3 separate regions of the Mus musculus genome follow, and all the other regions are linked to region 2. Evidence: chromatin loops called from intact Hi-C (ENCODE). Cell type or tissue: left cerebral cortex. All regions are shown on one strand. Each heading gives the region's core, and the rest is flanking DNA. Links, peaks and the distances in the headings are about the cores only.

Evidence for each region. Hi-C counts contacts between places; a loop is a spot of excess contacts. Peaks named below come from ENCODE experiments on the same cell type or tissue, not always from the same donor. Only the 100,000 strongest peaks of a DNase experiment are listed, where the experiment ranks them.
Region 1: it touches region 2 in a loop (3-fold over the local background); 3 of 42 quality-filtered maps call a loop at or near these places.
Region 3: a loop joins it to region 2, with 2.5 times the contacts of the local background. A loop is called at or near these places in 5 of 42 quality-filtered maps.

Annotation. Positions count from the first base shown.
Region 1 is chr3:142,026,237-142,034,036 of GRCm38, forward strand. All of the region lies in intron 1 of Bmpr1b (bone morphogenetic protein receptor, type 1B), which reads right to left. Among named protein-coding and RNA genes, the nearest start is that of Bmpr1b, 140 kb to the right of the region's middle. In left cerebral cortex, for the core only: no CTCF peak of the experiment used is centred there; a DNase peak (open chromatin) is centred at 4,132.
Region 2 is chr3:142,165,464-142,173,263 of GRCm38, forward strand. Bmpr1b (bone morphogenetic protein receptor, type 1B) reads right to left here and starts at 3,962. Exons shown (of 12, transcript NM_001277217.2): 1 at 3,682-3,962. In left cerebral cortex, for the core only: a CTCF peak has its summit at 3,850; DNase peaks (open chromatin) are centred at 3,847 and 4,490; H3K4me3 peaks cover 1,451 bases.
Region 3 is chr3:141,884,233-141,892,032 of GRCm38, forward strand. All of the region lies in intron 2 of Bmpr1b (bone morphogenetic protein receptor, type 1B), which reads right to left. Among named protein-coding and RNA genes, the nearest start is that of Gm15689, 200 kb to the left of the region's middle. In left cerebral cortex, for the core only: a CTCF peak has its summit at 3,442 (motif pointing right); a DNase peak (open chromatin) is centred at 3,461.

The DNA.
Region 1 (7,800 bases), core at 1,097-6,096, 140 kb before region 2:
GTGTTTATTTCATCAAAGATTGAAAGCAGAAGAAATGTTTATTCCATTTTAATAGACCATATACCTCTAACATTTCTGACAGCTCAAGCTGTCTTTCATTGTATCTTCATGTAGCTGTGGAAAGAAAATTATTCTGACTCCATTTAAATTATTCCTTGACACAGAATAAACACTGCTACCAGAATATGCTGTTCTTTTTAAAGCCACTTATCAGGAGCAGCACTGCATACAACGCCATCTCTACACCTTCACAGAAGCACTGAGAATGCTCAGGAGAAAGCTCCAGTTGTGCTCAGTCATCTGCCCTTGAGTTCTGCCTTGTGCTTAAGAACGATGTGATCAGAGAAGTCCTGCCATAAACAACCACAGTAAAGACACCACAACCATTGGAAAAAGACTCCAAACCATCGAAATCATTTGGATAGGTTGACATGACACCTGTTATACACAAGTGTGATGAATATGGCAAAAAAGTCTAGAAGCAAATGTCAACACAACTTTCAATGCGTTTCCTAGTGGTAAAATATCTATTTGAATAATGAATTAAAATAAATTAGAATTAGAAATGCATTCTGTTTTTCTTCTCTAAAGCACAAAACAATCCATTAAAAATTAAGACCTGAGGGATTGGAGAGATGGCTCAGCAGTCAAGGGCACTTGTTCTCTGCTCTTTTAGAAGGGCTGAGATCAATTCCCTGCTACTGCATGGCAGCTTATAATTATCTATAATAGCATCCGATGTCCTCCTCTGGTATGCAGGCATACATGCAGAAAAAGCACTTGGACATAAAGTATATAAACTTTAAAAAATAAAAGACCTTAGAAACATATCATTGCGCGACAATCTCACTCATGTTAAAAAATATAGAAAGAAAGAAAGAAAGAAAGAAAGAAAGAAAGAAAGAAAGAAAGAAAGAAAGAAAGAGAAAGAAAGAAACCCATAAGACACCAATAGGCAGGCTACCATAGAAGGGGACAACTTGCTAAGCCTTGTCTCTCTAGTCATAAGAACTACAAGGAACTAATGAATGCAAAGAGGAGAAATAGTCTCCCCTGGGGAAGAGTACACTAATTGGTTATCCAATCAATGGTCAACCCTGAAAGCATTTATATACAAGTAACATTATACAGATAGGTGTATTATATGTATGTTATTAAGAACAAAAACAGACACATATTCATATATGTGTAATACACTCACATATATGTAACAACAGTCAAGAAGGGGAGGCCATAAATTTTATAGATAGCAGAGAATGGAAGTGACCTGGGAGAGGCAAGAGGGAGGAAAGAGAATACAGGATGATTGTAATTAAAAAAAAAATTCAAGTTTTAAAAGATGCCATAAAAAGGGTACTTATCGAGCTGGGCGGTGGTAGTACATGCCTTTAATCCCACCCAGCACTTGGGAGGCAGAGGTAGGTGGGTTTCTGAGTTCAAGGTCAGCCTGGTCTACAGAGTAAATTCCAGGACAGTCAGGGATACACAGCGAAACCCTGTCTTTAAAAACAACAAAAAACAAAAAACACAACCTGTAATCCTTTTAAAAATATTTTTTCTAATTTTGAATATCTAGGGATATTTAAAAGTAAAAAATGAAACTATAGAAAGGAAATAGGATTCTCCAAAGAGTCGGCTCTGCCTCTATCGTCTAACAGTGCTGAACTCCATGGAAGCTGTTCCTATAGCACTCAGACACCCCACCCACCCTGCTGGTGTAGGCTAACCTTACATCTGCTTGCCTCTCCACTCTCTCCAGGGAGTAAATGACGTGCTACCTGCGGCATTTCTGATCTCAATCAATATTGCTCACAGCTATTGTTTGGAAAGCAGTCAAGAGTACTACTCAGCTATTAAAAAGAATGAATTTATGAAATTCCTAGGCAAATGGATGGACCTGGAGGGCATCATCCTGAGTGAGGTAACACAATCACAAAAGAACTCAAATAATATGTACTCACTGATAAGTGGATATTAGCCCAGAAGCTTAGAATACCCAAGATATAAGATACAATTTGCAAAACACATGAAACTCAAGAAGAACAAACACTTTGCCCCTTCTTAGAATTGGGAACAAAACACCCATGGAAGGAGTTACAGAGACAAAGTTTAGAGCTTAGACAAAAGGATGGACCATCTAGAGACTGCCATATCCAGGGATCCATCCCATAATCAGCCTCCAAATGCTGACACCATTACATACACTAGCAAGATTTTGTTGAAAGGACCCTGATATAGCTGTCTCTTGTGAGGCTATGCTGGGGCCTAGCAAACACAGAAGTGGATGCTCACAGTCAGCTATTGGATGGATCACAGGGCCCCCAATGGAGGAGCTAGAGAAAGTACCCAAGGAGCTAAAGGGATCTGCAACCCTATAGGTGGAACAACATTATGAACTAACCAGTACTCCGGAGCTCTTGACTCTAGCTGCATATGTATCAAAAGATGGCCTAGTTGGCCATCACTGGAAAGAGAGGGCCATTGGACATGCAAACTTTATATGCCCCAGTACAGGGCAACGCCAGGGCCAAAAAGTGGGAGTGGGTGGGTAGGGAAGTGTAGGGGAGGGTATGGGGGACTTTTGGGATATCATTGGAAATATAAATGAGGAAAATACCTAGTTAAAAAAATATATATATATGAAGTCTGGATGTCATCTAAAGTTCTTGTAATGGTCACCTATTCTCTTTCCTATTTAGACTTTTTCTTTTATCACTGTGAGTTCATCTCTAACACATAGGACTAATTCTGCTCACACCTCTGTCTATAGCACCACTAGTGACCTTAGTCCTCCCAACTAGCACAGAAACATTACACACCCCACAACGTCTATTTGCCATTTCCCATCCACATAAGGTATGCATTTTTCTGTATAGATGTCCACATAACGGTTCAGGCTCAAATAACTTACTTGTATATACTGTGTGTATTTTAGGGCCCTAGGTTATCTCATGAGCCAACCTAAGAATAGGAACTAATTCATATTCTTATAACTGTCTTTCACCCTATGAATTAGGGGGTATTAAACCTATAGAGCACAGAGTTTATTTATTCAATGCATGGGAATTAATACCCCAGCATCAGTGTGCTGAGAGCTAAAGATGAAGAGAAAAAGGGAAGGTGGTGTCTGTCCATAAAGGGTCTGAGAAGCAAGGGATGAGACCCGTGAACAGCCTCTAGCAGGAATCTCCATGGAAAGTCAAACCCATTCTTGACAAGAAGAAACAAGACAAGGTTAATATTTTAAGGCCTAACCTGGAAACCATTTACCTACTTAGGGATCTTGGAATGTCTTTCAAACATATTCTGACACATGCAAATTCCATCTTCTGATCCTTCTCTTCCCCACCCCCCACCCCCAAATCCCAAATCCCATCCAAGCAGAAGAGTACAAGCACATCTGCTCATCACACTTTCTTTAAAAAAAAAAAAAAAAAAAAAAAAACAGAAACAAAAAGTTTCATCTGAAAGCAGAAAAAGAAACTCTAACTCGGTCATTCTGTGGCATTTAAACTGCTTACCTTCTCTTGGAATTCCTTGACCCCAGAGTCCATTCAAATTGCCGTCCTAACACCGCACCTAACTTTTATGAGCAAATTGGCACAGCTAACTTCACATGCAAAGTGGATTTATGGCTTTCTATTAATGTCAATGATTCAATATCTTTGAAGTACATTTGTGCATCAATGATTTAGAAAATCAACCATATAAATTCTGTGCCGAGCCTATACTGAGAAGGATATGAATTTTACTCTTTCTTCAAGTAAAGGTACTGCCAACAACTGTATGAGATCAACATGTACCCAGAAGCTATCATCTCATGACTGAGGCCTCAGATCTATTTGACCTAGCTTGTCTCCTCTAGTACCCCCCACACCAGTTACTTTATAGATTTCACTCATGGCTCTATTTCCTTCACAGCCTTGTCTCATGCAACATAATTATGGGTCTTCTCTGTGTGTGGCTTCCACTATGCAAGCCACAGCAGGATCAGGAAATGCCAGACTTCACAGCCATATCAACCATACCTGGAAGACTGCCTAGCTCAAGAAACATCTGTGGTTTAGTGAGCATCTCCAATGCCCAAAGCTACTGAAATGTTAAGACACTGTTCTAAATAAAATTCATATAGGAATGGATTTAGTCAGCACAGATTCCATAAGATGGCAGGCTGATATGAATAGACTTGTTCAATTCAGCTGCCATCCAGGGGCATGAATTCTATGGCACTCAAATGTGAGCCGCCTTGAACTATAGTTTTTAGAAGTATTTCTATGATGGACAAATGAAGTAAAGAACATAAGAGGAAACAAAAATAATCCTCCTGCTGAGAGAAGTGTGAATTCTGAGATCTCATAGTGAGAAAAGCATAACAGAAACACGTTCTGAAGTGTCAGTCAAGCTTCACGGTCCCTTTTTTTCTTAGTTACAGTGATTTTAGGAGAACATACCGTATCAGAATAGATAATACAGAAACCATGGTGTTATGGTAATAATTGTGGCCCCCTAGAGGTCAGCACCTTATCATATTAGGATCAGAAACATGAAGGTTTTATTTGTTAAAACCATAACCAGTAAACAAGGGAACTACAATAACAAAGACAAGAACCATACAGCACCATGCTTTCAAAGGCATGCATTGGAATAAGGCTCCATTTTCAATACCTGTTTTCTAAAAGGAACCCAGTATTCATTGTGTGTTGGTGGAGAAAGCACACAAAAGTTGCCTTTTCCCTACTCTGGATCCCAGGCCCTGGGTTCCATAAGTATAGCCCGTTGTGTGTAATTCCCAGGTCAGGGTGCAGTAGACGAATTAATTAGTCTATTAAGTCTCGCTCATATCCTGGCACTGATGTTTAGGTTAGCACCTTCAGCTACAAGTTTCTCATGCCGAACTGTGCTGCCATTTGTTCCTGAGAGAAATTAGGAACGAAGGGAAAAAGAAAACATGACTGGGACAAGAGCCCACTGACCTAAAGGCAGAGGCACGCTCGTGAGTCAAGGACAGACTGGGCTATACATAAAGTAGGGAAAAGCTCCTCTTGATAAGCTCATGCTATTTTAAGTCATTAGAGCAAAATAAATGGCTTCATATCTACCAAAGATTTAAACAGCACTTAACACTCTATGAAATCAACCTGAAAAGGATGATATAATTTGCTGTGAATTAGCACTAAGGAGAATGAATGATTTCATATAACAAACTCTGAAGCATTACATGGGAAGATTACACACTTGACTGAAATATCTGTGAATGTTACAGATGCCTAAAATGAACCAAATCATATGTTTACAAAATACCTATATATATATATATATATATATATATATATATATATATATATACACCTACATGCCCACACCCATTCCCCCACACCCACCCCCCAAAAAAAATTCAGAGAGGAAGGGAACTCGGTTATCACTTTATCTCCTACCCACCACTAGCTACTGCAGGGTGTACCTAAAAAGAACCACATACCATGCATATTTCCAAAGTCAATAAAAGCAATGCTTGCTATCATACCACACAGCACCTTTGCATCAGCAGGTATTTTATTTACTCTTAAATGCTTCCCTTCTCTTTCACTGAGTAAAGTTATGGTACAGTGATAACGTTTTCTGTGTATCCCTGTCCCAAAGGTACACAAAGGATCAGGTGTTCAAAGCCAGTTTACACATAGGAAAACAGAGGGTTCAAAGGTTCTCAGATGACTCTAAAAGCAGCAATGAGAAAGAAATAACAGAATAAACAGTAACTTGGTTTACCATGGCACCATCTCTCTCCACAAATATCTGTTACATACTACAGTGGTCGCAGTGTAAGGATGTACAATAAAGTGATCCCACTTGAAATCCACCCAACATACAGGACTGCACACCTAACATGCAAGCATGCTAAAAGGCAGTTGCAAAATTACAACTGAAGCTTTCTCTTTTGGGGGCGCTCTAAAGCTTGAATTTATGTAATAGTCCTCAAATCTAGGCCCATTATCTTGAAGATTGTTAAAGCATAATTTAATGAGGTATTTTCATTAAAGACATCAAAGACACAAAAATAAAAAAAGAGAGTAGAATTTCAAAGACATTTAACACTAGAAGTGCCACAAAAATGAAAACTCACATTCTTCTAATTGTTCTTCATTATATAAATGGCACAAGGCTAAACTTATAGGGAAGACATTTCAATCATTCGATCATGATTCATTCTTCATGAGTTACTCTGCTGAGAGATATGGATAGAGAGAAAAAGAGAAGGCAGAGTCTGTCCATGAAGGGTTTGGAAATCATTGCAAGAGAGCAGTAAGGCAAGTACACTAAGGCGTTTACTGGGAAAGTGGAGCTGTGTTGTAGAAATTATGGGAAAACCGAGGAAGTACCTAAGGGACAACACCACAGAGGAATAAGCAAGTTCTTATCAACAGAACTATGAAGAAAAAAATAATAAATGAAGTCTTTCCCAAGGAGACAAGGAAAGTGGCAGGAATGCCATCTAAGAAGAAAAACAGAGTCAGGCCATAGAGGCCCACACCTTTAACCCAGCACTCTGGAGGCAGAGGCAGGCAGATGGCTGAGTTTGAGACCAGCCTGGTCTATAGAATTTCAGGACAGCCAGTCAGGGCTACATATGCAGAGAAATTTTGTCTGAGAAAGAGAGAGAGAGAGAGAGAGAGAGAGAGAGAGAGAGAAGGAAGGAGAGGGAGAGAGAGAGAGAGAGAGAGAGAGAGAAAGACATCAAATGCCAAGTAGATGAACTTGCAGACATTTCTCAAAAGCATATAATTTAATTACTTAATATTCTAGTCCATAATTCTGTTTTTGAGAAATACTTAAAAGAGACATTTACAAATCCCTAGATTATGCCAGGTACATAAGAAACAGTTAAGTGGAAAAAATGAAAGGACAGTTTACAAACTATGTACATTCCAGTTTTAACATATACATTGCAGAGAAAACTTTTGTATACAATGTGAACAGAAAAAAGACAGAGAGAAACTATCCCAAGTGGCTGCAAACATTATCTACATGTAGAACTAAATACAACGATAAAGCAGTAGCTAGCTCCATTATAAACCCAACATCTGCACAGGGACGGATGAAATGAGATCTCCATCATGAAAGATAGGGCTTCTTAGGTTCTCAGTGACAGAATATAGAACACTGCTCACACCAACTGCCCTGTAAGACTCCTAACATTACCCAAGTCCAGCAAGTCTCGATAAGCTCCAGGAAAACAAACATTCCTCCCTTCAGGTGTAATTAATCTCCCTTTTAAAACTATAGTTTCTTATTAACACAAATATTAATGCATCAACTTCTCATATACAAAATACGCTATTAAAATTCCAATATTTCATTATCTAAGAATCTGGATTTTTATGTCCTCTGAGGCAAAATAAATAAGTGAAGTAAGTGTGTGTGTGTGTGTGTGTGTGTGTGTGTGTCTGACAAACTCATTTATTTATGACAAATTGCCCTGAACCTGTTTCACATATGGCTAAGGGTATTTTTACTAGCTCTTTTGAACAGAAGCCCATCCTTCAAACTGACAGTTATGGTTGCTCTAAAAAAAAAAAAAAAAAAGAAGTCATTTTGAAAGTCGGTTTTAAAATAGCATTTCGAATCAACACCACCAAGTTTTTCAACTGTTTTAAAGATGCGTTAAAGTCCCTGAATCAAGAAGCTCTGCTATGTCTGCCTTTAAGAAACAAACTGCTTCTTGAGCCAAGGCCACGCTGCCTGTCTCCCAAACAGGCTTCTGCACCGTCCTCTCTGTTACCTGTTCTCCCATTTCCCTTCTAT
Region 2 (7,800 bases), core at 1,078-6,077:
AAAACTGAATGAGCAAAGATGAATCAACCCAGTGACCCTCCCATTCAGTGATAAGGATCAATGGCTCCCTTGGCATCACCGCACAGTCTCCCACAACCCCTCACTGCAGACACTCTGTTCTCACTAGACAGATGTGCGAGGTCTCATCTGCTCAGTTCTCGAGCAGACCTCCATCGAGCGCAATAAAATGTACTGTGAATCCAACGCTTCATGCTTCCGGCCTGGCTGAACCTCTACGCCCATTTCTATTGTGCGCCATTTCGGGCCAGCGTGTGTGTGACCCTTTTTTCCCCCTGGACCCTTGGAATTGGCTTTGTGGTGGGGAGGAATGCACTTGGATCACCTGATTCTAGTCCCTCACTCCTGTCACGTAATCCTGACTTCTCTAATGGTGACTTTCATGAAGACTTGAGCTTATATAATCCCCTCTTCCCTCTCTGTATAACGAGTTCAGTGAGGAGGACGGTGTTTCTCTCATGTCTGCAATGTCTGCATGATGTGTAATGGTGAGGTGTCCAGAGCAGGCACACGGATACTTAAATGAAAACGAAGTTAATCCAGACAATGACATACATACTAAATTCTATTATGTATCTAGAAAACCTGGCTGGTGTAAGCTATGTATTATCCTTTCATCTTTCTGCGGATGAAACAGAAAAGTACCCGAAAGTAGCATCATATGTCATCTCCTGCGGTCTTCACTTCTCTCTTCTTCTTTTTTGAGAGCTCTGTTTGTTTTGACACATCATTGCTGAGATGGTATTTTGCCCTGTAACCTTTGGTAGCCTAAAATTTACTCTTTAGGTCATGTTGGTCTCAACTCCTTCTGCCTCCACTTCCTGAATGTTATAATGACAGCCATGCAAGCTCCCACTCATCTGTGACAGATGTTTTCAACCATGACTTTCCAGGAACGTCACAGGTGAAGCAGCTGGGTTTTATGGGAGTTACACTGATGACCTCTGGTTGATAAAACAAGCCTCAAGAATGGCCATTGACATGACCCAACCCTTTTTTTCCCTCTTCCCCATCTACTTTTAAGGCACACACAAAAAGTTGTAGCCACGGAAGAGAAGAATATACACATCCTTCGAACTCAAAAGTTCTTTGCAGGTAAAAATAACAGATCTGCCCAGTGGCATCATTAGTAGCAATTCCTGGTCCATACAATCAAACTGGGAAGCCAGTGCTCTGTAACAAAATGATCCTAAGCTATTACAAGTTGTTAAGTTTCACTGATGTCTATAATTAGTTGGCATGAAAAGAAACCCTTAGAATTGCAGACAGAGTTGCCCACTTCTGTGGAAGAAAGGAATCAAGATAGGCCTGATGGAAATGACTGAGGCACAGCTCAGAACGTACAAGGAGCTCCCTCCACCATCCACAGGCGTCACGAACTCTGAGCCTGTGTGTCAATCTCCTTGGGCCTCACCTTCTTCATCTTTAATATGATGACAAGATGCTGGGAACTTACTTATTTATAAGTCAGTAGTCTGCTGTTATTCTATGATAATCTGCTTCCCCTGACCCACTGAACCTAAGAAGTGGGGTGGGGGGGTGGAAAACCAATTGTTCTTCTTGAAGTGTTTAAGAATCCATATGATATCAGGAACTGTCGTTATTGATGAAAATTCTGAAAATCTCACCACCATAAAATAGCAAGGGAAAGCTAAGTAAGGGGCTGCACCAGAGAGGTGAGTATTAGGAGATGTGCAACAAGAATCCTGAGGGAGAAGAAAGTCAGGAAAGCTATAGCTGGCTTCTAAAATTTGAATGATAAATACTAACCAGGTGCTTAGGAAGACAGGCAAGGCGTCCTATTAATACCAAGAGATAAGCATGATTTTAAACCACCCCATGTTTTCAAATTAATAACAAAACCAACATTTGCCATCATGAGAATACTTTATCAGGTTGTCTCAGTTTTCAAAGTTTACAAGGAAAACTTTAATCCCTCTTAATAAATAATGTTTAACACCTGGAACGTTCTAGACTCTTTGGAGCAGGCCACTAGTTCCTCGAGGGGTAGTAAGAAGTTATTCTGGGACAATAATAACCTAACAGGGGTTTCAGACAACCCTGCCTGACTGCACTCTGGCAGCACCTGGTAAACAACGTGGCAAAGGTGCTGTCAATACTGATGATTCATGAACATGGCATAAATCAAGATTGCTACCTCGCCAAAACCCAACATTTTGTTTTCAATATTCACAAATCAGTGCGGCTAAAATTCATCAGCAGCCCCTCACACATGTGTAATGAGATCACATCAACTCGCCTCCTGTGACCAAAAGGAAAAGGTGGTTTTCTAAATGGTAATTCAGATTGGACAAATAACACACTGGACCCAGTCTTGTAGCCCTGGGCCATATTTTGCTCAAAACAAAGGTACACTATGCAGGAATAAAGAAAGCTGAGAATGGCAGTAATTAACTTCAAGCTAACTTTTCCATAAAAAGCCATTGCCGATATGATTTGCTTGCAGCGCGCACGTAATTTTTTTTTTTTTTGCCACACAATGATCCAAGTGTGTCACAGCTAACATATTTCACTAACATGTAATATCCTCGACAACATCCTCGTAATGAGAATGCTCCAAAGAAATTATTGATCCCTGGAATGTCTCATATTTTTTAAATTACTGACAAATCCTTTCCTATTTTCTTTGCAGTTAGACATAATTCTCCTTGATCGGCAGAATGTAAAGAGGTATAAAAGTACAAAGTTGAAATCACTTTTTCTTAAAACATAAGTGCCCCGTTGACATAGACCATTTCTCTTAACTTCCCTCAAAACAATAATTAGAGAAGTTGTGACCAAGAGCCCCAAAAATATGCATATGAAAAGCAAAGACTTAGTCTCAGTGAGGACAGCAAGAGGCTCTCACACCGAGGGCTTTTTCATATTATTTTTCAAATGTTCTTCAGCTGAACTCCATCGTGAGGACTCATGGAGCCTTTTGTTTTTCCAGAATCCAGGAGCCTTCTCTCAGGTGGTTCCGCTTCACTGCGGATATGTCTGGGACCTTCTGTTACTCAGCTGCCTTCTTCTGTTCTGTTTCACTGGCACCTTTGTGGCCCCTCACAGTAACTGACCTCACCTTGGGGGAAGGTGACTAAGAAAAGAGCAGTCCCTAATAACTCAAAGAAGCCACAAGGTCCCCATTCAGAACACAGAGCACTCAGCCTCCTTGGAGAGGCTCAGAGAAACTAGATACCTGCCGCCCTGCACAACTTCCGGAGGGTCTTTCTCCAATGTCAGAAAAACCTCACCCTGCAGAGAACCGATGGGAATAGTGTAGAGGGACAGGAGGAAAGGACAAGAGGTGGGGAAAGTCAGCTACTAAGTATGGGATCACGTTGGAAAGACTCGGAAGAGGAGAGGGCTGAGAGGATGGAGTGACTAAGGGGCAGGGGAGAGCGCGAGAGGACCGAAGAGTGTGGTTGTCCCATGAGCGCCTTGGCTCTCCCAGCGGGTCCGAGGAGCAGGCGAGGCAGGTGGCTGGTCCCGAGCTCGGTGCCCCTTGGCGTCCCCCCAAGCGCTCGTGGCCCGGGAGCGCCCCGCTGTCCGGGTGTCCCGCTCCCCGAGGAGCACGTGTCCCACCCCGATCGCCGCACAAAGCGCGGGCTACCCTGGAGACCCCCGATCCGAACTCCCAGGCCCCTTCCCAGCGCCCCTTACCCGCCGCCGCTTCCCAGGTCCCGGGTCCTCCGCGCCCTCACTACGAGCACCACGCCGGCAACTTCTGCCGCCGCCGCTGCCTCTGCCGCCGCCGCCGTAGCTCCTGTCCCTCCTCCCGCTCCGCCGCCGCTGGAATTTTTCTCACTCGCCCTCTCCAGCTCCCACTAGTGACTGCAGACTGCGAGCCAAGCACTTAGCGCAGGGATTACGCGGCCCGGCGCCTGGAGCGGTCCCAGCCACCTCCAGAGCCGTCCTCAGAGCATCCCTGGCGCTGCAGCCGGACAAACGTCCCTGGCTGGTCCAAAAGCCTTGCCACACGCCCCCTTCAGCTTCCAGAAACAAAAGCGCGAGGAGGCAGCGCGGAATGGTGCGAGCTGGGACCGACTCCAAATGGCAGAGCGCGGTGAACTTCAACTTCTCCGGGGCCAGCGACACTTTGGAGAAGTTATGGAAACGTTGGTCACACACCTCATAAAAAAGGGGAGGGGAGTGCACATCAAATTAGATCCACAGTCTCGGGTGAGGGGTTAGAAATCTTGAGGCATGGAGTGAGGCTTCCTAGGAAAATGAAATTTTTCCTTAATACAGATATTTTGAAATTGTAAACAATGAAAGGCAACGCAAAAAATTCCACTTGTGTTCGATGAAATTTTACAGTTTGGCTTGAGAAAGCATTTGACATCTTTACTCTGTGGTCTCCTGGCTAAGTCTGTAAGTGTTTCGACTCTTGGAGAAATGAATATAAAGTAAGGTGATTCGGCTTCTCCGGAGATTTGGGGAGCATAGCTAACCTCTTTCAACTCAGCCATTTTGCCAACTGTTTCCCAGGGCGGTATCTCATGAATTCCAAATATCTTTTCTTCCTAATGCCTGATGCCCAGTTTCCACCATAATTCATTTCCTCACTTTTTTTTAAATTCCAAGCATGTTGAGCAGCCCCGTTTGTCCTCGTTAGAAGTGTGACTTAAGTTTTATTTTGTGCCACTCGGAAGTGAATTTCTTATGAGTTTCTCATTATGATCTATTTCATTCCTACCATTTTATTTCATCCCCTTTCTTCTGAAATTGTTCCAGCTGAATCAGACGTTAAATAAAATATTTTCACCTGTAAATATAAGAGACCTACAGGTCCCTCTTAGGAGCAAGTGGGGTCCCTGGTGTTTATTAATGAGTTGGTAAATGGTGGGTATATTTATCCTGAAATGACAGTGTCGCCAAGGGAGTCTGCCTGCCCCATCGTGTATCCATGTTATAGTCCCTGAAGCCAGACTGTAAGACGTTGTCTAGAAGTTTTCTAAGTAGGTAAATTGCTTGTTGGTGTCTCTTTATTGGGCCCTTGCTGACCCCAGGTGTCAGGACTTAGAGCTGAAAGAACTGCAAAGGTGGAATCCAACCTGTTGCCTTCACTCTGTGAGTCAGAGATAACCCCACCCCCTCCCCTTCTGCATCGTCTTTCTCTTCTTTCCTAACTATAAGTATGTGACCAGTGAACTTGCCTTCTATCTGTCCCCCAATCAGACTTTCTGTCATTTTCGTCTCCTGACATTAGTTTTAAATAGGAAAGAAACTTGAATAGATCTACCCCTGTGATGTAGGAATTACTAATAACATTTACTAGACAGAAGTGTAAGATTCTCCCTTAGAGGTTCTTATAAACTGAATTTAAATAAATTGGATGTTACAGAGAAAGGTACTTGAAACCCTCTGTAGGTCATGGGGGAGAGGGGCACAGAGTCTTTTAAAAAAAAAAATCTCTGGGTAGAAGAAAAGGATGAGAGGGCTCTATAAACCATATTTAAGGAGGATCTTAGGATATGGCACTCTGCAGCAACAGAGTGTTCACAAAGCTAGCCATACAGTAATCAGCACCAAATAACCATTGCAAGCCAGGCACCGGTATTTGACATTTAATGGCATCTGTCCTTCTTTAAACTCCTAATACAGAAAGATAAGCTATTGTAGACATAGACAATAAGAAAGATGCCGTTTAGTGAATGAACACACAGCTCTAAGTGCAGACTCTCAGGGTGTGGCATAAACACGTGTGGTGTGTGTGCGCGCGAGGAACAGGGACAACCTTGGCTAGGCTAATGAGATAGGATTTCTCTCTTTAGATGAAGATGCAGAATGGGAGGATTGTTAAACCATAAGGTGACAGAGGATTTTTCAGACGACTATTTAAAGGTACCTAGAGAGGGAGAAACATACAGGCGCAATTGATCAAAAGAGTTGTATAAAGAAAAAGATCTGGGCGTTAAATAAAATCTTTTCACCTGTAAATATAAGAGACCCACAGGTCCCTCTTAGGAGCAAGTGAGGTTCCTGGTGTTTATTAATGAGTTGGTAAATGGTGGGTATATTTATCCTGAAATGAACAGTGTCGCCGGGGGAGTCTGCCTGCCCCATCGTGTATCCATGGTATAGTCCCTGAAGCGGGACTATAACCAGTAACGTTGAAGGGTGCTTCTGACAAGGAGTGGTGACCCTACAAGGTACTCTCAAAAACAATAAAGAGCACTTGAGATGTCAGGGTCTTCATCTGACTACATGACAAATTCCAGCTAAGTCAAGATTTTGTCTTGCCTTCCAGTTAAAAACAAAGGCAGCAAGGCATCGCCATACATTGACAAAGGCTGTCCAGCTATTGTCACATGTGTTTCCCACTAAGGAAGACATTTGCCCAGGCACACTAGATTTGACTATTTCTAAGAAATCCCATACAGGGAAACTGAATGGGCCTAAGGTGGGATGGCATGTACTTCTATACGCTCTACTTCCTCTTGTCCCTCAACTTTCCCTCCTCTGTCTCCTCATTTCCAGATTATAAATGCCTCACACTATTAAATTTTATCATAAACTCAAGACATACCATGTTAGTCACATCCTAAAGCAGATGCCTTTTCCAGATCTGTCTTATCAGTATTCCTGTGTGTCTGTGTGTGGACATATGCACACAAGTGCCAGTACCTGTGGAGGCCACCAGATTCTCTTGAGTTACAGGCTGCCTAAAGAGGATTCTGGGAGTCCAGCTCAGGTCCCCTGCAAGAACAGGATGCTCAAAACCACCTTTTCCACCCCGTGCTTTGGAACTATTTTATCGCTAGCCATGGAATGAAAGGTTAAGTTTTGCTTCAGGAACCAGGTGAAGGAACTATTTCAACAGAAAGAAGAAGCCTTTTTTTTTTTTCCTAGCTCCTCAGTTGTTCTGGTGTAGTCTAGCAGAGTGTTATTGTAGATTGTCTTCATGCATACAATATAAAGGCGCAACCTCACAACTCTAGTTAAGGACTACAGTTAAATTAAGGACCTGCTCCTTCATACAGGAGCATGTGACTATGCAATGTATAGAAGCAATGTTTACAGCTCGTTGCAGCCACTAAGAAGATCAGATCCAGCAGCCAACTGAAACCTCAAGGCAAGGGAGCATGGTTTTAGTTCCGTTTTACAAATGAAGGGGAAAAAAAGCTAGGAGAAGCTTGATACCATGGCCCAGGCCAGACAGTTGACAACAGGGGCAGTGCTCGAGCAGACAGTCTGGCTACAGCACCTCTGCCTCAATCAATGTTCTGACTGCTTCAGGAGCAGTGGGGACATTTTTTTCAAGTATCCAGTGACCAGACTTGTACAGAAAAGCTGAAGACTGTGGAACTAAGACAGCATATGGACTTGATCTGACAATGGACAGAGGAACACCGAGTTCCCCTGTTATTCAGTTATGGCCTTTCCCTGGGCTCTCAGCAGCTAGCCATTTAGGAGAGTTGTCGGGGATGCAGGCAGTGGCCTGTGCAGCTTGAGAGTGTGCCAGACTTCCTGAGGAACCTTTAGCTGCTTTACACCGCTCTCTGTTCTTCTCCCCTCTCCCTCTCCCTCTCCCTCCCCTCCTTCTCCTCCTCTCTGATGTTTTATTTGCAGTCTTTTATGTCTCCTAAAAATAGGTGTTTTAGCCCAAAATTGGATATTGTTTTTATGTTTTGTAACAGATTTCATGATAAAAACAGGAGTCCAGAGTGAGAAGTATTGATAAGTTATGTCCAGGGAACTCCTCCAGTGGGCAGAAAAGCAGTTCAAAGAATTCCAAGTCCTCATGATATTTTATTAGTATGTACTCCAAAATAAGTA
Region 3 (7,800 bases), core at 1,488-6,487, 280 kb before region 2:
GAAACCCAACTTTCAAGGAAGGTGAATATTCCACATATTGTAAGTCAGTAGGATTCAATCTAATACCCACTTAAAGGCAGGTCACAAGACCTTGAAATGGAGATAGTTACGATGTATTATTAACAGAATGACACACACATTTTTTTTTATTTGTGCTGACTGTGCAGTTTGAAAATGAGTATGTGATAGAAACATACTATATGGGAACTGATATTTCTACCCATGCACCACATATGAGCAGATATGTGTGTAGACAATGGGAGTGAAGGCGTAGAGAATCCGGTCATCCTTCCCGTTGTGGGAAGCCTAAAGGCCATGGGCATCAGTGCGAATGTTAAGTTAGAGATACTGGGGAGACTTTTTAAAGAGAAATGCAAACAGGCATATATGTCATTGTAACTGGAAAACACTAGTTGAAATGTAAGTATCTCTACATTGTACTAAAGCAAGTACATGAGAGACATGAGGTTGGCTCATACCATTATGCAGATAGTGGACCTGCTGAAGAAAAATTATCTATGAGGGAATAATTTTACACCATGAAATTTCCTCTTTGCATCCAAATGGGCTGTAACTCCTGTTTCTATACCTGAACTTATCCGTGGGCTAGCAAATCAGAACTGATCATGGTTAAGAGGTAATTCAAGTGAATTTACAAACTGCCTTTCTGTTCAAAATGGGGAAGAGGTTGTTTTGACATCCTGATACGAAATGAAAAACATCAACAAGGAATAAACCAGAAAAATAAAAGTTTCACATTAAAGATGGCCACGTTCCTTAGCTCATCATCACACATGGGACTCACCGCTGAGCCATGTGAATGGGTTCTTGGCAGCACTGACATTAAGTATACTAATGGTTTAATGGCAAGCTTTGGTTTGGTTTGGTTTTCTCTTTTCTTTCAAGGTGATGTCTCATTATATAGCCCAGGCTAGCCTTGAATTCACTCCATAGTTAAAAATGTCCTCAGCTTGAAATCCTCCTAACTCACTCTACTGAGTACTAGGATTACAGGTACAAGCCAGCCATGCCCAGTTGGTTGACCATGCTTTTGTGTGTTTATGTGCATGTTTGTGACAGTTTTTGGAAAATAAGCATACTTCATTCTATATTGTTGATTATCAACAAGCTATTCAGTATAGGTTAAACATTCCCAACAACCCCAAATCTGAAATATCCTCAAACCCCAAATCCTTTCTTTTAAAGACTTATTTTGTGTATGTGAGTACACTGTAGCTGTCTTTAGACACACTAGAATATGTCATAGGATCACATTACAGATGGTTGTGAGCCACCATGTCGTTACTGGGAATTGAATTCAGGACCTCTGATAGATCAACAGTGCTCATAACTGCTGAGCCATCTTTCTAGCCCTCCTCCAAATCTTTTTAATGTTTAAATGCTAAGTCACATAGTTCAATGTTTATAAACTTTTTTTCTTTTTTTTTTATTACGTATTTTCCTCAATTACATTTCCAATGCTATCCCAAAAGTCCCCCACACCCTCTCCCCCCCACTCCCCTACCCACCCATTACCATTTTTTGGCCATGGCGTTCCCCTGTACTGGGGCATATAAAGTTTGCGTGTCCAATGGGCCTCTCTTTCTAGTGATGGCCAACTAGGCCATCTTTTGATACATATGCAGCTAGAGTCAAGAGTTACAGAGACAAAGTTTGGAGCTGAGACAAAAGGATGGACCATCTAGAGACTGCCATATCCAGGGATCCATCCCATAATTAGCCTCCAAACGATGACACCATTGCATACACTAGCAAGCGTTTGTTGCAAGGACCGTGATATAGCTGTCTCTTGTGAGACTAGGCCGGGGCCTAGCAAACACAGAAGTGGATGCTCACAGTCAGCTATTGGATGGATCACAGGGCCCCCAGTGGATGAGCTAGAGAAAGTATCCAAGGAGCTAAAGAGATCTGCAACCCTGTAGGTTTATAAACTTTTATGTAAAATTATTTTAAAATATTTCATAAATTTACTCTCAGGTAATCTATAGTGTCTATAGCAATCTATAGTGTCTATAGAAAATGAAACAGGTTAATTCTCATTTAACCTCAGTCCCACCCCAAAGGTATCTCATTATATAGAAGCAAATACCCTGAAATTAAAAACAAAACAAAAATGACAACAACAACACTCTAATAATGGTTCTAAACTCTATATTATGAATCATGAATACTCAGCCTGAAATATTTTACAGACAATCTTGGGTCAAGCACTTCAGTTACAAAAGACAAATATCCAAGTCTAGTAACTCTAAGGATCTTTTTTTTTTTAATCAAAAGCCAACTTAGAAACACTGAAAAAACTCAAGTAAAAGCTGCTCCTCATATAAAGACGATGAAGACGCATTATTGCATTCAACCCTTATGCAGACAGAATGCAAGCTGTTTTAAACCAGAAAGACATTAACAGCACCAAAAAGATAGGTAACTATCACTATCTCATAATCGAGACAATAATTCAATAATTACTTAAACAGAGGTAGCATTTAACTACCCAAGGTGGTTTTCATGCAACATGACCTAAGTAAACGAAGGCAGAGAGATGAGAAAGTGCCTCCTTCCGACTAGATTACCATTGACTAAATGGCAAGCTGTCAATATGGCAGAACTAGGAAGGAGTGTCTTGCTTCTGTCCGGATAGTCAGATCAAGGAGATAATTTATAGATGTGTATGCAGTTGATATTTATTAGTCCGAGGTTAATTTACTAGGAATGAGGTCACAGTTCACAGTTGCCAGAAAACTCGGGACAAATTGAGTAAAAACCGGAAAAGAACACTGAAGAGAGCAGATGTGAGAGTTTAGATCATCAATGCTGTGAACAGACCCATTGGACCCATCGCAGGCTACGCAAACCAAAGAAAGGCCGTGCAGTCCCTGAATAGCCTATCCACAGTAGTGCAGAACAGCCAATTAGAAGCTGTGTGGCTTTAAAGTTATAATTGTGGGAAGGGATTTATAAAAGAGTTAGTTTCATAGATCATATTACACTGAACTCAAATAAAATCCACAGATAAAAACCTCACAGATAGAAGGCAGGGTTTCAGGGCTATGAGCAAAACAGTATATATCACTATTGCCTAAAAAATAGTAATTTATTACATGCACTTACAAAAATAATCATTTTGTTTAAAATGTAATACATTTTTAACAATGATAATAATGCTGAAATAGGAAGCAGAAGGTTAAATATGTAACTATCAAGATAAGCACATCAGAAACAATGAAAATAGCCCAAATATCAGATGTTTTATTAAAAGAACATCTCAGTGGTCATTAGTTGCCTGTAGTTTTTTGACTAAGGGTTGGACCCTGTGAATTTTTTTTTTCCTTTCCACATTAGAATTTCACTTCCACTCTATTATCATTGTTAAGGTCTTGAAATATTGGCTGTCTTTTCTATTCTACAAAATTTCCATTAGAGGGCAGACAGGAGCAAGAAGTGGAAATCAAAGGTTTGCACATTGTCTTGGGTAAAGAAGTGGGAGAATAAGCTAAAGTGCTGAATTGTTGAAATCTGCTAGCAATCCTTGGTCCCATTCGTATATTTAATAATGTCAATAAAGTTCCTTTTTATTTTCAGTCGGTGATTTAAATACCTGTTTATTTCTTTGAACAGTTAGTTGTTTGTCTAATATTTTAGAAAACTGACAAATGGAATTTTGATTCTAAAATGACCAGAGCAAAACTGCATATTGGGGGGGGGGGAGGTAGGAGGAAGGAGGAAAAGCTTGCTTTTTGAGACTCAGAGTTGAATGGAAAGGCCCTGGTTCCCAGCGGTGTTATTGCTCAGAGACTGTCAAGTGACAGATATGGTCACTGACCAATAGAGCCTGACAAATGGGCTCCCCTGCTCAGCTCAGCTACCCTCTTACTAATTGGCCTTAGTGACTAAGCCTCCAAAAAGAATGTGGCGAATGACAGTATTCATTGGGTAGATCCTTAAGGGATGGACCAGAGTTAGAAAACAGGGTCTTTCTCATGAAACACCTATGCAGGTCCCTGTTCCCCACCACTATGCCTCTTTCCCTATGCATGCACACTCACATTACCACACCACTCTGGATGTGTTGAACGATCAAAATGCCCATGTTATAATATCAGGCTCAAAACCTGCTAGAGATCACAAAGCAACAGAATGAAAGTAAACACTCCCTCACTTGTTTTGTGGTGTTCAATTCATGTCGAGCTACATTTGCACGCACTTATTTTGCACTGATGCCAAATTATGAGCCTGAGTCAGTGTAGAGGAACTTAAAGGTATTGTACCATCACGCCTATATTTTAGACAACAGCTAGGCTTTTGCCCAGACTTTGTAATCCTTTGAACTTACAGAGAGTCAATAAAAATGTTTACTGCGATATACATTATGCAAAATATTTTAGAACATAAAGTAGTCATAAGCATTTTGATACAATCTTCAACATAAGGAAAAGATCCAGTTAGCAAGTCACCATGATGTTTTCAGACATTAAACATCATGCTGAATCCTTATGGCCACACCTACTTAATATGTCAGTTAGGTCAACAATGCTGGAAAAGAAACTGAGCAGTGGGTTCAATGAAGATAACGCCATAAAAACAGCCATAAAACCAGCTAGATCCTGGGTGATTTTCAAGCCAGGAGCTGTGACTTTCTGAGGTGCTCTTACCTTCAGTTCCCCGTTTCTGAGAGTGCTGAGGCTAATCAAGGTGGATGTTCAACTTGCCAGTGTGCCAGAACTTACTCTGTGGTGCTGCCAAACAAGGCAAGGACATCGTGAAGCACAACGCCAGTTTAAACTGAACAGGCAATATGTACAATATATGCAATAATGAAAGTGTAACCGTGGAGTCAGAAAGATAGGAGGTTTGTCTGCCTTGTACCAGATATATATTTCCTCTCTACAAAATTAAAAATAAACCCTTGAGGACATTTAAGATCTTTATGTTTCTAATCTTAATTGCCTGATAACTAAAGGACACTTTAGCTACAGTGAGTATTGACCAAAAGACAGAAATATATCGATAATTCACATATTTTTACTACATAGTATAAAATTGGTGTGTATGTGTATACACATAATCTAATCTTGGAGTTCAGTTGTTAACTACAGTCATTACCAGTGCACTTAACAGTTTATTTATGATGACAAAATTAACTGAAATGAAATTAAAATATTCAAAGCCCTTCTTAGAGTCTCAAGAAAATTCTGTAAATGAACTGCTTAGAATGTGAGTGCTGTGCATAAGGCTCTGGTCTTTGCTGTTCTTGGTGATGCTTGTTTATTTATTTGTTTATTTTTCCTACACTGCATATCTTATAGAAAAATTTTCTAGAAACCAAACAAAAATTGGCATGAATTACAAACAGACATTTCTCTTGTTGTTCCAAGGGTGTACATTTTCTTATTAAAATTAATTATAGCCATCTAGATAAAAATGGCATATATACTATTTTTACAAAACCTTCATTTGGAATCATATTTAAGTCACTGTATTCATACTTTTAAACTTTGTCTTTCAAAGTAGGATTTGAAGGCTGGGGATGTAGCTCAGTTGGTCTAGGACTTGGCTGGGATTCACTAAGTTCTAGCATCAGATATGAATGGTTGTTATGGTGTATGCCTATGATCCTAGTTCTCAGAAAGTAGCAACATCAGAGGGAGGAGGCATTCAAGGTCAGCCAGGCCATATAGAGAAGGAAGGAAGGAAGGAAGGAAGGAGAGAAAGAAAGAAAGGAAGGAAAGAAGAAAGAACAGAAGAGAAGAGAAGGAAAGGAAGAAAGGAAGAAAGGAAGAAAGGAAGAAAGGAAGAAAGAAAGAAAGAAAGAAAGAAAGAAAGAAAGAAAGAAAGAAAGAAAGAGGGAATGAGAGGGAGAGGAGGAGGGAAGGAAGGAAAAGAAAAGAATTGTAAAAATGTAATTCTGATGTTTATAATCTATAAATTGAGAATGGAATGCCATTCCAATAAAGGAACTTAGAATGTCAAAAGCTATAAATAAAGGATGCTACAAGGAGGACTTTACACAATCATAACATTTGACTTTAAATATTTTTGGACAATGCTGGTGTAATGACAGCCTGAGTTCAATACATTTAATATGAAAGCTTAAATAATGTATGCAATGTTTCAGCTGTCATAAAGTAGAGTAAACAATACACTGTCGGGACCGAGGAGCTAAACCATACTTTCTTGTCGTTTGGGTTTTGTGTGTCAGATGTTTTAGTTCTCTGAGTTGTTCCATTCCACTTTCTGAGCTAAGAAAGAGAAAAGTCAAAACTGTGTGCATATACACACATGCGTGTTGTGTCTGTGTGTGCATGTGGGGGTGCACATGCATGTGCACACAGGGGCATGTGCAAGGACTGGCTTTGTGGAGCTTACATTTCTTGGAGAAGGATGCAAGAAACTGTAAGACAGAAAGTTTCTCTCACTACCCACTTTTTTTTTCTTTTTTTAATTTCTGCGTGCATGATGTCTGGTTGCCAAGTTTCCTGGGATGAGACATGAAAAGGAGATACAGAATTTCTAGGGTTCCCACTAAAACGCCCAGCACCATGGGCAGCACTAATCCTGCACCTGTGCTGTGTTATTCAGCAGTTCAGAAATGTGTCCCAGTCTGAGGCTGCCTAATGCAGCTCAGCTGTTTCCCTCAGTCCTTCCTTTGATTATGAGCTGGCCAAGGAGATTACTACAGTCAGGCCGTGCTCTGGGGTGCACCGTATGGTATCTGACAGTGGAAAGGTAAAGAGAAAAGAAAACCCTGGAATGGAGGTGGGGAGGGAGAGAGAGGGGGAAAGAGGAAGGGGGAGAGAGAGAAGGAGGGAGAGAAGGAGGGAGAGGGGGGAAGGAGAGGCAGGGAGGGAGGGAGAGAGAAGAGAGAAGGAAGGAGGGAGAGAGAGAAGGGAGGAGGGAGGGAGGGAGGGAGGGAGGGAGGGAGGGAGGGAGGGAGGGAAGAGGGAGGGAGGGAGGGAGGGAAGAGGAAGGGAGGGAGGGAGGGAGGAGGAAGGGAGGAAGGAGACAGAGACAGAGACAGAGACAGAGACAGAGACAGAGTCAGAGTCAGAGACAGAGACAGAGACAGAGACAGAGACAGAGTCAGAGACAGAGTCAGAGACAGACAGAAAGACCACGGGGTATTGCTATGCCTCATTTGAAAATCAGATGGTTAAAAGCTTTCTCTGACTTTATGCAAGTCAGAAAATAGTTTGAAATTCATCACTTAAACACCTACAGGGCCACATTACTAAGAGCACTCTCCAGGAGACTGTTGCAGCACTGTACAGCTTCAGCATAATCTCACATTTAGGTCCTTCTTCAGGGATAGTTTACAGATTCCCTTTGTAATGTCAAACCTTTCGTGCTGTTGGAAAGGGAAAGACACACCAAATGACTGCAGTTGCTTGCATCTTTTTTCTTTTTTAAAGCAAAGGTACTGTATCATTTGGGTTGACCTGTTGAAGGTTTTGGGTATGAAAAGTTACATTTGAGACTCAACCGTCCTACCGATGTGGTTAAGACATGATAAAGCCAGAAGTAAATTCTACAGTCACCACAGGAATGCTAGAAAAGCCTAGCCTATTCGGAAGTATCTTTCATGTATAACCCATCAAAGTACTGCAGACTTGAGAGGATGGAGAAGAAATGGCCACTCACTATGCTCACAGAGCCTTAAGAGCCAATCAGAGAATGGCATCTGAGTCCCCAAGTCTGTTAGTTTCCCTTTCTCCTGGTTACATTCGCTCACACCAAAACTTTCATGGTATTTTTTTTTTTTTTTTGGCTTTTCGAGACAGGGTT